Linked DNA regions of Homo sapiens: region 1 is linked to region 2. A link is a loop called in an ENCODE intact Hi-C map of the cell type or tissue named here. Cell type or tissue: PC-3. All regions are shown on one strand. Each heading gives the region's core, and the rest is flanking DNA. Links, peaks and the distances in the headings are about the cores only.

Region 1 (5,378 bases), core at 289-5,288, 120 kb before region 2:
AGGCCGGGCACGGTGCCTCATGCCTGTAATCCCAGCACTTTGGGAGGCCGAGGCGGGCAGATCATCTGAGGTCAGGAGTTCGAGACCAGCCTGGCTAACATGGTGAAACCCCGTCTCTACTAAAAATATATTTAAAAAATTGGCCGGGCGCAGTGGCTCACGCCTGTAATCCCAGCACTTTGGGAGGCCGAGGCGGGCGGACCATGAGGTCAGGAGATCGAGACCATCCTGGCTAACATGGTGAAACCCCATCTCTACTAAAAGTACAAAAAATTAGCCTGGCGTGGTGGCAGGCGCCTGTAGTCCCACCTACTTGGGAGGCTGAGGCAGGAGAATGGCGTGAACCCGGGAGGCGGAGCTTGCAGTGAGCCGAGATTGCGCCACTGCACTCCAAACTGGGCAACAGAGCAAGACTCTGTCTCAAAAAAAAAAAAAATATTAGCCAGGTGTGGTGGTGGGTGCCTGTAATCCCAGCTACTTGGGAGGCTAAGGCAAGAGAATCGTTTGAACACGGGAGGCGGAGGTTGCAGTGAGCTGAGATCACACCACTGCAATACAGCCTGTGCAACAACAGTGAAACTCTGTCTCAAAAAAAAAAAAAAAAGAAAACGAAAATAAAAAAAAAAACTAGGGCAAGCTTCTTTGTCATCTACCTGTGACTGTGGTTGCATTTTTCTGATATGGGCTCTTTCTCTGATGATCCAATCTTTTGAGAAACGCTTCTCTTGGGGCCCCAAGGTTTCTCCCCCGTCTTCCTGTAGATGAAAACCTCATCCTAGTCTACCTCAAGGCTCTGCCAACTTTGGTTCATGGGCCAAATCTAGCTGTGCTCTGTTTTTGTGCAACCCATGAGCTAACAATGGTTTTTATATTTGTAGAGGGTTGTCAAAAAGGTAAAAGGAGGAGATGTGACACCGTCTGTGGTCTGCACAGCCTAAACCGTTTACGACCTGGCCTCTTCCAGAGGCTTGCTAGCTCCTGCTCTCCATCATCATGATGATGACCCACCTGCAGCATCAGTTCGCCCACTTAGGCGCTGGCCTTCAATGCGCTCTTCATTTCTTTCATCTAGGGATTTCCTTTCTTCCTTGTAAATTCAGCCCTGCATTAACATTTGTGGGTGGGTGGAGTTACACTATTTTACCTCACATTTCAAGATGCTTGCAGCAAGAAGGCAGGGGTAGGGGTGTGTGTGTGTGTGTGTGTGTGTGTGTGTGTGTGTGAATATCTTAGTCCATCTGCAGTGAGAAGGTAGGGATACGGGTGTGTGTGTGTATGCGTATGTGTGTGTATGTGAGAATATCTTAGTCCATCTTCTTGCCAGAAGCAGAAGAACAAATCTTTTCACTGATTTCTGCTCCAGAAACATCTTCAGGTTGACCAAAAGCTCCCCTGGGCAGGAGCTTCACTAGTTCTTGGTTATTCTGGTGCCTGTGTGGTGATCAGCTGAAGACTTGGTCCTGGCTGGGTGAAGGTTTATGTTGCGCAACATGAGGAGAAGATAACGAGAATGAGGAGGCAGGCACAGGCTGGGATGGGGCGAAGGGGCAATCCCTGGCACTCCAGGGCCTGGGCTCACCCTAAGATGACAGGGAGGGGCTGGCAGCTGAGGAGATGAGGGAGAGGATGAGAGGTGTTTTAGGAAGAGGTACTGCTCCTGAAGCTCCAGTGGGATCACAGTTGGGAGGACACTTGGGCCCAGAAGCTCCATGCATCAAGGCAGGCTCCACACTGAGGCTCTGATGGCCTGGAGCAGAGGCCAGTATGAATGACCGTGAATTGTCAAATCAGGGTGATTATGAGAAGAGCGGAGCAAGTGACAAGAACAAAGAAATCAAGAACAACAACTGATTGGGAAGAAGAAAACACACATCTGGTTTTGGTTCATACACCCGGAGCGTGAGGTCCAAGGGAAGAGGCCTCAAGGCATGCGCAGTCACTGCCATCCCTGATTTGGCTCCCTGCAGTGAGGGACTGCTTTCCCCGGTCCCTGCTCCACGATGGAACTACAGCAAGCTTTTCAGAATGTAAAGGAGATCAGGTCACCTCCTTGCTTAAATCCTCCAGTGGCTGAAACTGAGATCCAAACTTTACAGTGGCCAAGGGGGTCTTGCACAGTCTGACCCAGCAACCCTGCAGCCGCACTCTGCGCGCTGTGTTTGAGCCATCCTGGCTGTCTCCGGTGCCCCCAACAGGCTGATGCAGAAGGTAGGGGCCCTGCCTCCCAGCTTCGACACGCGCTATCCTTTCCATCCGGGAGCTCCCCACTCGTGGTCTAGTTAATCCCTCAAACTCAGTGGCATTTTCCCAAAGAACTCTTTGTCATCCTCCAGTTACCTGTGCCCTCTTTGCCCCCCTAAGTTTCCATGGTAACTCTTATTAAATCTTTTTTTTTTTTGAGATGGAGTCTCGCGCCCAGGCTAGAGTGCGGTGACGTGATCTTGGCTCACTGCAGCCTCCGCCTCCTGGGTTCAAGCAATTCTCCTGCTTTAGCCTCCCAAGTAGCGGGGATTACAGGTGCCCACCACTATGCCCGGCTAATTTTTGTATTTTTAGTAGAGACAGGGTTTCACCATGTTGGCCAGGCTGGTCTCGAACTCCTGACCTCAAGTGATTTGCCCTCCTGGGCCTCCCAAAGTGCTGGGATTACAGGCGTGAGCCACCGCGCCCGGCCTTGAATCATTATTTAGGTACTCAGTTACTGTCTGTCTCTCCTGGACACATGAACATCTACACCAGGGACTGTGGGTTCTCGTTCACCGCCATATCCCCCGTACCTAGAACAGAGCCTGGCACAGGAAAGAGGCACACACACACGCGCACGTGTGTGCATGTGTGTGTGTGTGTATAAAACAAATGAGTAAATGTATTGAATTTTTGGAAGGGATAAGAAGAGTCAAGAGAGGCATAGAAGGAGTGGTCAGCAGAGAGGGAGAAGCTGAGAAAATGTGGCAAGAAGGCCAATGAGTAAGAAAATTCAAAAAGTGGCCAATGCCAACCCACAATACTACAGAGACAAGATAGAAGAATGCTCTTCCACAGAAGAGCTGCAGAGACCTTTCATAGTACAGTTTTAGCGCATGGTGGGTGGGTCTAGTGGAACTATTATTAATACAGTGGTGGCTAAGCTGCTAATTTTTCTACCACAGATGCTGTGAATTAGACAAACTGTGCCCCAGGAAAGGCATGACAGGGCACACATTATCTATAAAAAATGAAAATGGGCCAGGCGCTGTGGCTCACGCCTGTAATCCCAGCACTTTGGGAGGCCAAGGCGGGCGGATCATCTGAGGTCAGGAGTTTGAGACCAGCCTGGCCAACACAGAGAAACCACGTCTCTACTAAAAATACAAAAATTAACCGGGCATGGTGGTGCACGCTTGTAGTCCCAGCTACTTGGGAGGCTGAGGCAGGAGAATCACTTGAACTCGGGAGGCGGAGGTTGTGGTGAACTGAGATTGTGCCACTGCACTCCAGCCTGGGCAACAGAGCAAGACTCCATCTCAAAATAAATAAATAAATAAATAAATAAATATATAAATAAATAAATAAATAAATAAATAAATGAAAATGAACTTGAGTGATGGACATCTTGGACAGTAAGCTGATAAGATGTGATAAACTGGGTTCTTGTCCCAAGATGAAAAGGAGGATTTTAGGAGCCATGACAAATAAGGCTTTTATATTTTAAACCCTTTCAGAGCAAACAGGGGGAGACTTTAAACAGGCTTAAGTAAACTGGTATATACTGAGGGTCAACTGAGGAGGTCGTTTTAAGATGGCAGGTGACAGCGATAAGCAAAAGCCAACTGCTGTCTTTTGGATTCTTTGGGTCAAAGAGAAGGTGTTTATCTACCTTAGCACGGCAATCCTTTTTCTTTAAGAAGTTTGGCTTTCTTCGAATGTGATCCCAGCTCTGGCACCTTTCTGAATGGAGTTTCTCTCCTCTGAAGGATGTTTCGGAATGAGTAAGCAGGGATCTTTTTGAAGCCAGGGAAAGCTGAGCCACACCGTTCATGAAACAGTCATGCGTGCCAGGTTTGGCACTAAGTGCTATGGGTGTATTACTTGGTTTAATTCTGCACAGTAAGTAACCCTCATCTCTGTTTTATATCTGAGGAAGCTGGGGTTCTGGAAGGTGAACTCTCCTACCTAAGGCCCTCTGGCGGGTAAGAGGAAGAACTAGAATTGGAATCCAGGTGGGTAGGACCCCTCTGCCCACACGCTCACCCTTGTCTACACCAGTGGAGCTTGAGTGGAGGCATCCTGATTCGAGACAGTGTGGGGGTCCCTCGGGGAGAGAGGCTCAGACTCACTGGGGTTGAAACACCGGGATCAAGAGTTTCTTCTCTTTTCATCCTCTTCTCTTTCTCCCTCCCTCCTTCCCTTCCTTAACGTTTTATGATGGAAAATTTTAAACATATACAAAAGCAGACCGAAGGGCACGCAGAACAGTGATGAGCCCATCCGTCAGCTTTCGCAAGGATCCATTCATGGCCTGTCTGGCTTTATGCAAACCCTCACCTGCTCCCTGTCTCCTGCATATTATTTTGAAACAAATTCCAGACATAGGTCATCTACAAATATTTCAGTAAGTATCACTAAAAGGCACCATTAAAAAGACACACACACTCCCCCACTACCCACATAACCACAGAGGGTCTGACGGTTCCTAAAGGCAGAGGCAGGGAAGAGCTGGCAACTCTTCTGATGTAGGAAGGTGGCTCCAGTTTCAGGGGCGCAGCCGACCCCCCTGCCGGAGGGACATGGGACCTCACATCGTACTCGGTCACGTGTGAAAAGCAGAACTTCCTTCTTCTGCCTCAGAATAGTTCTTAAACCTCAGGGGGGTCTACTCATCCATTCCCCCAGCTAAGGAAATGTTTGACATTTCAGAACAAGGAAAGACAGTTGAACTTCTGGGAGGCTGCCAACTTCTTAAACAATGAATGCTCTCTGCCCCCAACCCTAGCACAGAACACCTGCTGCGGCTCCTGACTTCGGGATCGTTTCTCTGCGCTTCACTCAGCTCCTGCCCTGGGCCCGCTGGCACCTGGCGAGGCAGATTTTCCCTTCCAATACTCAAGAGTCCCTTTCAGGGGCAGGCATGGGATGCCAGGGTTACAAGAGTGGAAAAAAATGTCCATTTCCTTTGGTCAGTTTACCAGATGAGTATTACTCAACCACTTACAATATTTACAAGTCCAGCTCATGGCAATTAAAAAAAGATGTAAGAAAACAAACTCCTTTTCAAACTGGGAGAGGATATTAAACACAGTCTCTCAGGAATGGTGTTTTCTGAAGACTCGTCATCTGGAGTCATGGTCCATACTTTTTTCCAGTGAAACACTGGAAACGAGCAAAATACGGAGCTTGTG
Region 2 (5,378 bases), core at 60-5,059:
GTTGCAGCCTCTTGGAAACCTCTGAGCCCTTGGCTGACTCAGACCCGTCTGTACTACCTGCAGTCATTAGTGATTTACAGCATGTGTCCCCTCTCTCCTATACTCTTAAGTCCTATCTACCTTTTACCCTTTTTTTTTTTTTTTAAAGAAACAGGATCTCATCACTGCCCAGGCTGAAGTGCAGTGGCACAATCATAGCTCACCGCAACGTTGAACTCCTAGGTTCAAGGGATCCTCCCATCCCAGCCTCCCAAGTAGCTGGGACTATAGGCGTGAGCCACTGTGCCCAGTCCTATCTACATTTTTAGCTCCAGTTCCTAGCCCAGTACCTGGCACACAGATGATATCCACTATCTGTGCTGGCATGGATGAAGAAGAGAACAGATGAATGGGAAAACTTGAGGACAAGATGGTTTTGAAGGCAGATAGGCACTGATGAAGGACAAGGCATTTCTCCATTGATACTGAATTAAGGATGACACAGCGGGTACAGAGACAGACACACAAGAATGTAAAGAAAAAGGGGCCAAGAGATTTAACTAGCTTACCTCAATGAACCATGATAAGGGAAAGAAGAAGTAAAAACAATAGCCAGATAGAAATATTCTTGATAAACAGCATGATAAATAAAGGAACTGGCATAGTTCCTTCTTTGTTCCAGATTAATTGCTTATTCTTGTGGTAAAAGATTAAAAATAATTCTCTGAGAGACAAAAGTAGCTCTAAAGTCTGTTAAATAAACAAGACTACTTAGAACTCAGTTTCTTACCTATGTTTTATAAGGTTCAAAAGAGCTAATATGATAAAAAGCATGTTGGTCAGGCACAGTGTCATACATCTGTAATCCCAGCACTTTGGGAGGCTGAGGCAGGCAGATCGCTTGAGTCCAGGAGTTTGAGACCAGCCTGGGCAACATGGTGAAATCCTGTCTATAAAAAATAAAATAAAAATTAGCCAGGCATGACGGCGAGTGCCTGTAGTCCCAGGTACTCAGCAGGCTCAGGTGGGAGGCTCACTTAAGCCTGGGAGGTGGAGGTTGCAGTGAGTGCCACTGCACTCCAGCCAGGATGACAGACCAGACAGACCCTGTACCAAAAAAAAAAAAAAAAAAAAAAAAGAAAGAAAAAAGAAAAAAAGCAAGCCAGGTGCGGTGGCTCACACCTGTAATCCCAACACTTTGGGAGGCTGAGGCAGGCAATCACTTGAGGCTGGGGGGTTGAGGCCAGCCTAAGCAACATGGTGAAACCCCGTCTCTACTAAAAAATACTAAAATTAGCCAGGCATGGTGATACACACCTGTAATCCCAGCTAATTGGGAGGCTGAGGCAGGAGAATCACTTGAACTCAGGAGGCGGAGGTTGCAGTGAGCCGAGATCACACCATTGCACTCCAGCCTGGGCGAAAGAGCAAGACTCCATCTCAAAAAACAAAAATGAATTAAACCCCACATCTTATCATAGCTGGCATTTATAAAGGACTCACTAGTACTAGTCATTGTGCCACCTAACTGTTCTCACTTAGTCTACAGAACAATCACATGTACTACTAATTGCTATCCTCCTTTTAGAGTGAAGGGAACTGAGACTTAGAGAGGGCAAGCAGCTCTCTAAGTCACCCAGGCTGTAAGTGGCAGATCCCAAATTGTGCCCCAGGACTGTCGGACGCCACACCTGTGCTGCATGCTACTACTCTTAACCAGGGTCCTGCCCCACCTCCCTAAGAAGATCACATTCAGATGAGCTGAAGGCAGATCCAATGGTCGTCGATTGAGACAGCATTAATGCAATGTCAGCTGGGTTGATTTCTAACCACATCACTGAAACACTACTAAAATCACAATAAACGTGCTTAGACAACATTACGTAATAGTCAATATGCTGAGAAGCAAGACTGTACATCCACCCGAGTCATTCAGAATTCTTAGTCTGGTCTTTCACAATTGGCGCCCTCTGTCAGACTCAGACAAGGCTCTATTTTGAATTCTAATGAGGACCAAGCACACTGAATATTTAAACTGCAATTACAAAGATCCTACTTTTATGTAAATGTCCTTAATGGAAGTAACAGATCTGAAAATACATAGAGGTACCAGTGGAAAAATATCAGTCTAATTTGCATTTAGAAGCTAGAAAAAAAAAAAAACAGTATTGTTTTCTACTTGATGCTATCATTGGGGTGGGGTTGAGGGAGGAAAAGGGAGGAAAATCCACACAAAAATCTCGGTAAAAATTTTAAAGCCTGTGCTCCTGAGTGAAAGGTTCACAAAGAGGTACTTGAATCCCTTGTTAAGAACTGAACAAACAAATTCATCATCGGGCCTCTCTCCTGTGTGGCCCCTTGCAGTTCAGTCTGTATTCATAACTAGAAATTCTCTCACTGCTCAAGCATCTATGACTGATACATCGGCCCATCAAGGAAGATATGCCAAGGGTAGCGAAACAAAAGGCCATTTCATGATTCACAACCTATTTTTACACTCCTTTGTGTAAAATGATGATGTGGCGGCTGCTATCCACACTGCACCCAAGTCCTCTTAAACAGTGATAGAATTGCCCTGTGAATGGTAATTGAGTTACACTCCACTGGGCTGCTTAATTCCCACCCCCTATAGTTAAAGTACACCTTGCTTGCAGTTTGATTATGCATTTGTATGTGTTCATATATAAAACAGCCAATGTGGCTTTGCACTTGAGAAGAGCAGGTGGTTAACTCTTCGCTGTATCTCGAAGCTCTTGCACCAACCCTCTGCCCCTCAAACGCCTTTCTTATTAAGATCATAATTTAACTGCCTAGCATTTGGGCATTCTCTTCAAGATGCTAACATTTATCAAATGGATTATGCTTTTTTTTTTTTTCTTTCTTCTGGTTTGTCCTCTGGTTGATTCTTTCTTCTGCTGATACCAAATATGTTCACTGGATTTTTTAATTTCAGTTACCTGTTATTTCTAGAAGTTCTATCTGGTCCCTTTTCAAAATTTCTGTGTTACTTATTATAGTTTTCGGGTTTCTTAAGATGCTTTCAAGCTTGTCATTTTTAAAATATATTTTAAAAAGTGGAATTGAGTTTATAATCAACGTCTGATAATTCTACTACTGCAATTCTGTTCAGATTCATGTCCATGGTCTATTGCTGGTCCTCACTCATGCTGTGCTGTTTCCGGGTATGCTAGAATATATTTGACTATGTGCTGGTCATTGCCCTTAGAAATTTATTTTTAGTTGGCTCCTAGCATCCTAGAATATGCTTTCCTCCAGAGGCATTTCATTTGTTTTTGCCAGGCACCTCGAGCTATAACAGGTGAGTCTGCCTCAAACCAAATTCATGGTATGATGTTTCCCGGTCTACCCTGAGTATGTATGTCCAGGGGGCAAATTCACATGTGGGCCTTTCTGTGACCACAAGTTGTCAATACTGTATTTTCCCTCCCGTCTTTTTCTTCTCCTATTCTGCTCAGTGCCAACGCTGCCCTTTCCACAACCCCCCATGGTAAGTTTAGTTCTGGTTCACTTTTACTCTGAGGGTGTAGCTCTTTGGGGTCCCAGTTTCTTGTGGGAAGGGTCTCCCATGACATTTCCTAATTAGAGTGGGTGCCCAGGGACTAAATTTCCACCCCATTTGCCTGCCCCTCTCAGGCTACAGAAGTGTCTGGCTTTATCAGATTAAAAAAATTATTTTTATTTTTATTTATTAATTTTTTTTCTGAGATGGAGTCATGCTTTTTTGCCCAGGCTGGAGTGCAGTGGCATGATCTCGGCTAACTGCAATCTCTGCCTCCCGGGTTCAAGCGATTCTCCTGCCTCAGCCTCCCAACTAGCTGGGATTACAGGCACGCACCACCACGCCTGGCTAATTTTTGTATTCTTAGTAGAGACAGGGTTTCAACATGTTGGCCAGGCTGGTCTTGAACTCTTGACCTTGTGATCCACCCGCCTCGGCCTCCCAAAGTGCTGGGATTACAGGCATGAGCCACCACGCCCAGCCCTCATTTTTTTTTTTTTTTTTTTTTTAAGGAAAATACTGAAAAGTGGGCCAGGCGCGGTGGCTCACGCCTGTAATCCCAAAACTTTGGTAGGCTGAGGTGGGCAGATCACCTGAGGTCAGGAGATCGAGACCAGCCTGACCAACATGGAGAAACTCTGTCTTTAACAAAAATACAAAAATTAGCCCAGCGTGGTGGTGCATGCCTGTAATCCCAGCTACTCAGGAGGCTGAGGCAGGAGAATAGCTTGAACCTGGGAGACGGAGGTTGCAGTGAGCTGAGGTCATGCCATTGCACTCCAGCCTGGGAAACAAGAGCAAGAAGACTCCATCTCAAAAAAAAAAAAAGAAAAGAAAAGAAAAAGAAAAAGAAAAAGAAAATACTGGAAAGTACCTAAGAGTTTAGAGGCTGAAAGCAAAACCAAGCCAGGCTAATATGAAGGTTCCTCAAACATTTAAAAACTGAATTACCATTTTATCCAACAACTCCACTTCTGTATATATACACAAAAAAGGAAAGACTTGAGCAGCTATTTGTACAGCAACATTTATGGTGGCATTATTCACAATAGCCAAAAGGTGGAACAACCTGTGTCCACTGACAAATGGATAAACAAAATGTGATATATACATAAAATGGAATTATTATTCAGCCTTACAAAGCAATGAAATTCTGATACACACTACAACATGGATGAATCTTGAAGACATCACCCTAAATAAGCCAGATATAAAAGTATACATATGATCCCGCTTACAATAGGTACCTAGAATAATCATATCTACAGAGACAGAAAGTAGAAAAGTAGTTACCAAGGGCTGAAAGAGGGAGGAATAGGGAATTATTGTCTTGGATAAATTTCAGTTTGGGATGTTAAAAAAAGTGGCTGGGCGCAGTGGCTCACACCTGTAATCCAAGCACTTTGGAAGGCCGAGGAGGGTGGATCACCCGAGGCTGGGAGTTTGAGACCAGCCTGATTAACATGGAGAAACTCTGTCTCTACTAAAAATACAAAATTAGCCAGATGTGGTGGCGCATGCCTGTAATCCCAGCCACTCAGGAGGCTGAGGCAGGAGAATCGCTCGAACCCGGAAGGCAGAGGTTGCAGTGAGCTGAGATTGCACCATTGCATTCCAGTCAGGGCAACAAGAGCAGAACTCTATCTAAAAAAAAAAAAAAAAAAGTTCTGGACAGCCTCGGCCACGAAGTGAGACTCTATCTCTAGAATTTCTTTTTTTTAATGCCACTGAACTGTACATTTAAATGTAGTTAAGATGGTAAATTTTATGCTATATATATTTTACCACAATTAATTTTTTTTTTTTTTTGATGGAGTCTCACTGTGTCACCCAGGCTGGAGTGCAGCGGCACGATCGCGGCTCACTGCAACCTCTGCCT

Evidence for each region. Hi-C counts contacts between places; a loop is a spot of excess contacts. Peaks named below come from ENCODE experiments on the same cell type or tissue, not always from the same donor. Only the 100,000 strongest peaks of a DNase experiment are listed, where the experiment ranks them.
Region 1: it touches region 2 in a loop (2.5-fold over the local background); 3 of 110 quality-filtered maps call a loop at or near these places.

Annotation. Positions count from the first base shown.
Region 1 is chr17:9,252,022-9,257,399 of GRCh38, forward strand. All of the region lies in intron 7 of STX8 (syntaxin 8), which reads right to left. Among named protein-coding and RNA genes, the nearest start is that of NTN1, 230 kb to the left of the region's middle. In PC-3, for the core only: no CTCF peak of the experiment used is centred there; no DNase peak of the experiment used is centred there; H3K27ac peaks cover 759 bases.
Region 2 is chr17:9,368,794-9,374,171 of GRCh38, forward strand. The region is part of intron 7 of STX8 (syntaxin 8); the gene reads right to left. Among named protein-coding and RNA genes, the nearest start is that of STX8, 200 kb to the right of the region's middle. In PC-3, for the core only: a CTCF peak has its summit at 1,952; a DNase peak (open chromatin) is centred at 2,408; H3K27ac peaks cover 1,960 bases.